Linked DNA regions of Homo sapiens: region 2 is linked to region 1. A link is a loop called in an ENCODE intact Hi-C map of the cell type or tissue named here. Cell type or tissue: heart right ventricle. All regions are shown on one strand.

Region 1 (2,500 bases):
AAACTTCCATTTGGCATTCTGTATACATCTTATTGTCCTGAGATTAGTTCCATGACCACATGTGGCCACATATAATGCAGAGAAATGTAAATTTTATTTTGGATGGCATAGTCCCAACTAAATTTCCATTATAATGCACTAATGTATGGAGATTCCCTACTCAGGGGACTTGTATTCTCTGTCAGTGTCATTACACTTAATCACTTAACTGCCTTGCCTTCTCACCTCTCCCTGATTCCCAATGCTCATGTCTCAGAATTTGCTTCTCTATTCCTATTCACTAACTGTTGAGTCCCAGAATCCAGTAAAAAATTTGTCATTGCCTTTTGAGGGAGGTAACAATTCAGTAAAATGAGCAAGAACTTTGAAGCCAAATAGACTTGGCTTCAAATCTAGGCTTAAGTACCTACTGCCTCTATCAACGTGAGAAAGATACTTAAATCCTCCGACCTCCTGTTGCCTGCCAATTGATAAAATTAAACCTAATTTACAAGGCTGAGGAGAGAATGAAGTGAGGTAATATATATGACTGTATTTGACATCTGTGGTTTCTCAAGGCATCTATGTCCTTCTTTTCCCTGGTGATCTAGTTAATGGAGAGGCTCAGTGAATCCAGAGACCCTCCGTGGTGGGCATTTGCTGATTGCTAACTAGCATCCTGCCCCTCCTCTGCCTGCCTAACAGCATCCAGATTTTGGATTCTGTAGGATTATAATCTCTCTCCTCCATTATGTAGTGGCCATGGAATCTGGAGGGGGTTGACACCCTCTCCTGCCCCTTACCAGCTCTGGGGGAGACTTTGATTGATGAAAGTGTCTTTGAGAGCAGAGGGGCAATGTTATTCTTTTACATTCAAGTTTCTCTCAGGCATTTAAAACATCACCGGAGTAATTGATTAAGCAGTTGATTGAATGGGTCTTGGGGAAACACTGGGCTTGTGGAGGGAATTTCCAGGGAAAAGCTGTGTCTGACACTGTTGTGAATGAGCCAGCAGCGGAGCCAGTCAACCGTGGCCGCTGTGGCCTGGTGATTATCACGTTGGTATGTTCTAATATGACAGCTGGGAATCTCACCAACCAGACCCACCTGATCAGCAATGAAGTGTTTCTATTCTAATCATCTTTTGGGACTGTGGCTGGCATCAAGCATTGGAACAAAAAGTGCTTCTCGGGCATCTGCCTTTTATTAGTGAAATCCATTCCTGTATGAAGGCTTATTCTTCTCATGGCAGAGAAGTGATGTCTTTTACAAAGGTGGTTTGCCTATCTTTGCTCTGCCTGCCGGCTTTATAGAGTTCTGGGTTCATACTAGAGGCCTTTTGAACACCCCAGGTCATGCTTGGTTTAAAGAATCTTACCTTCACTTCTGGTCTGGTTGCTGTGGTCTAGAAGCAGACCTGCCTTAGACTTTCAGCAGATGGAAGAAAGGAAGGAAACTAATTGTGATTGTGCACTGGCTCCATCATGACCTTGGACAAGACTCTTCTGTGAAATGAGGGAAGTAAGACCTCCCCTTCAGTATTTTGGAGAGGAATAAATGAGATATGTGTTTAATATACTTAGTATAATCTGGCGCTTAGTAAAGACTTAATCAAATACTGGCAGTGATTATTATCAAACTCATGAGCACAATGGTTGGCATAAAGCCACCCCTCCATGAATGTTGGCTATTATTATTATTATTATTATTACTCTTCATATTATTATTTTGAAGACTATTTTTATAGCAGTTTTAGGTTCACAGCAAAACCAACTGGAAGGTCCAGAGCCTGTAACCCTCTTCGTCCCCATGTATACACAGCTTCCCCTACTACCAATATCCCACACCACAGTGGTACATTTTTTACAAAAATGAACCTACATTGACCCATTATTATCACATAAGTCCATAGTTTTTATTAGAGTTCACTCTTGGTGTTGTACATTCTACAGATTTGACAGGTATATAATTACATGTAACTGCCATTATAATATCAAGCAGAATTCTTTTACTGCTTTAAAAATCCTCCGTGCTCCTGCTACTCATTCTTCCCTCCCCTCAACACCTGACAACAACTGATCCTTTCTGCCTTTTTTAGAATGTCATATTGTTTGAATCATACAGCACATAGCCTTTCCAGATTGGCTTCCTTCACTTAGTAATATGCATTTAAATTTTATCCATGTGTTTTCATGGCTTGATAGCTTTTTTAAAAACTTCTGAATAATATATCATTGTTTGGATGCACCATAGTTTATTTAACCATTCACCTACTGAATGACATTTTGGTTGGTTACAAGTTTTGGCAATCACGAATAAAGCTACTATTAATATCTATGAGCAGATTTTTGTGTGAACATATGTTTTTAATTCATTTGAGTAAATATCAATGATCATGACTGTCAGATTATATGGTAAGTATATTTAATTTTGCAAGAAATTGCTAAATTGTTTTCCAAAGTGGCTGTACCATTTTTCATTCCCATCAGCACTGAATGAAAGTTCCTGTTGCTCTGTATCC
Region 2 (2,500 bases), 71 kb after region 1:
GTAAGTGTCTTATACATTGGTGAAGTGTATATGGTGGTGACAAAATGGTGAAAAATGGCATTTAGCCTTATGGTTTTAATTGCAGTTCTCCTATTATAAGTAAAGTTGAGCATACTCAAAATGTGGTCCTTAGACTAGCAGCATCAACATGAACTGGAGGCGTGATAGAACACAGCATCTCAGGTCTCATCTCCAAGGTACCGAGTCAGAATCTGCATTGGAAGATCCGCAGATGATTCCTATAACATTCACATTTGAGAATTTCTGGTCTAAGATCCTGTTCAGTGACAATTCTCTATGAATTTATGACCTATGATCTCTGTCTAGGAGAACCAACCAATGAGTTATTTATCACTCTCCCCTCAGGTCTGCTGGCTCTGAGGAGCACCTATTTCCTTTCTCGAAAACATCTTCCAGGATATTTTGGTATAGTGGAATGAGAAGGTGCTTCTATTTGAAAAGATCCTTTTGAGACCGGCTATGAATACCTGCAAAGTGAGAGAAATGAAAGAAGTCTAAACGTCCCCATTTGGCTGTCAATGCATCTTGCGTTGCCTGGAGAGTTGCTCTCTGCCTAGCACTGACAGTATAGAGTGGGATATTTCTGCCCTGGGAGTTCCCAGCATCACAGTCAAATAGAACCCCAGACTGCTTTCCTGAGTGTGCTGAGGTTTCTGGCTAGCCTGGCTCAAATTCCTTGGGGGAGGAATCACCTTTGCCTGACATGTTATCTCTGTGACCACCAGTTTGTTAACTGTTTATTTCAAATGCTATTGATGTTAGTCAACTTTATAGCATGTGCACTTTGTTGACATTTAAAAAAATGCCTTTATATGTTTGCTCATTCGTTTTAATTTATGGCATGGGAGGAACATGTTTCAGATCACAAGAGTAGAATGAAAACATAAGATTATTCACCAGTGGGAAGTACCAGAAAAGGTTGTAATTGAACATAATAACTTTCAGTATTTTCCTTAAAACTTGTGTAGGTATTTTATTCCTAAATTTTTACATTATTTTAAATATATGTAATATTTTGCCTAGTTTGAAAGACGAGCATTTTGATTTTGAGACTGTGGAAAAATCAGAGAAGTCTAAGGGGACATTAAAAAACCAAACCCTCTAAATTCAATACTTAACATTTTGTTCAGTCTCTTTTTACTCTTTTTTTTGCTGTAACAGGGATCTTTTTCCTGCAACTTCTAGTGAGGAAAGCTTGTTTTAAGATCTCTTGTTTCATTATGACAAGGACAGTGATTGAGCTCCCTTGTGGAGAGGAGGAGGATGAGTCAGCCAAAGTGACATGGAAAGGACACAAATAGAAACAGAACTGGACCACCTCCAGGGCAGCTAGGGTTTGCATGTTCCTATGACGCTAGGACTTCAGGAAGAGTTGCCTGAGCCCCAGAAGGTCCTGTAGATCCCTCTGCACTGGACTCCATATGCCCACATGTCAGCCTCCACAGCTGCGAGGCTGAGATATGGAGCTCTCAGTGACCATCCTCCTGGCTTGAAAGCTATTTCTCCCATAGGCCTGAAGTTCCTCTTGCTATGTAAGGTCTATTTCTTGGCTCCAACAGAGATAGAACCTGTTCTCTGTTCTCAGGATGGCAAATGGGCCCATGGAAAGGACTTGGAGTTCACAACCAGGCGGCCCTGGCCCTAACTCTAGCTCGGTCACTTGGTAGTTTTATAATCATGAGCAGCATTATTTAAGTTCTCTTAGTTTTCTTGACTGTGACATGGGGCTACTAAAAGCTACCCTGCAGGGTCATTGTAAAAATTAGAGATAATGGATATTCATTGACTGTAGCTTAACAGGCACTCAATAAATGGTAGCCATTACTGTCATTGTGTGTTCTTTCAGTCATCTCTTTTCTAGGCTGACATCAAGACACCTCTTAATTTTAGTTTCATTTCTCTTTGCTCATATCTTTTAAGCAAATTCCCTCTGAAATTATAGAATTTCAAAACACCGTCGGCCTCCTCTTAGATTCCAAGTTCTCTCTCTTTCTCTAACATATATTTTCTTGTTGGTGGTAAAAAGATACAAAGGACGAATCAAGGCCTGTGTCCTTCGGGAGTCTTTAATCTCATTGGGGAGACAAGACTTACACAAAAGATACAATTAGAGAATAATAAAAAAGAGCGAGAGCACTCAAATGTGCTGAGTAGAATGTTCCATCCCTGTCTGCTTCCGAATCCCATTTCTGCTGTATTAAACAATATCGCAGTGCTGCTGACTCATGTTCAGCTTCTAGACCCTTGAGACTGTAATATTTCTCTGCTATATCTGCATATAACCAGTGAGAATATTCTATTGTGTATAATATTTCTATAGCATATTACATTTGGGCAGTTTTCCCTGATGTTCTTCATGGCACTTGTCCCATCAAAATTCACTCAGTTTGTGTCTGATAATTTTTCTGTGCTGTCAACCTTGTAATATAATGCCTCAGCATCCTAACAAAGATAGGCCGGAGTAAGGCTCTTCAAATAG

What was found. Hi-C counts contacts between places; a loop is a spot of excess contacts. Peaks named below come from ENCODE experiments on the same cell type or tissue, not always from the same donor. Only the 100,000 strongest peaks of a DNase experiment are listed, where the experiment ranks them.
Region 2: a loop joins it to region 1, with 8 times the contacts of the local background. A loop is called at or near these places in 6 of 110 quality-filtered maps.

Annotation. Positions count from the first base shown.
Region 1 is chr1:166,306,990-166,309,489 of GRCh38, forward strand. The region is part of intron 1 of LOC112268276 (a long non-coding RNA gene); the gene reads left to right. Among named protein-coding and RNA genes, the nearest start is that of FAM78B, 140 kb to the left of the region's middle. RefSeq lists an enhancer at 1-516. In heart right ventricle, no CTCF peak of the experiment used is centred here; a DNase peak (open chromatin) is centred at 1,032; H3K4me3 peaks cover 516 bases; H3K27ac peaks cover 2,024 bases.
Region 2 is chr1:166,378,341-166,380,840 of GRCh38, forward strand. No RefSeq gene overlaps it. Among named protein-coding and RNA genes, the nearest start is that of LINC01675, 110 kb to the right of the region's middle. In heart right ventricle, no CTCF peak of the experiment used is centred here; a DNase peak (open chromatin) is centred at 1,351; H3K27ac peaks cover 1,568 bases.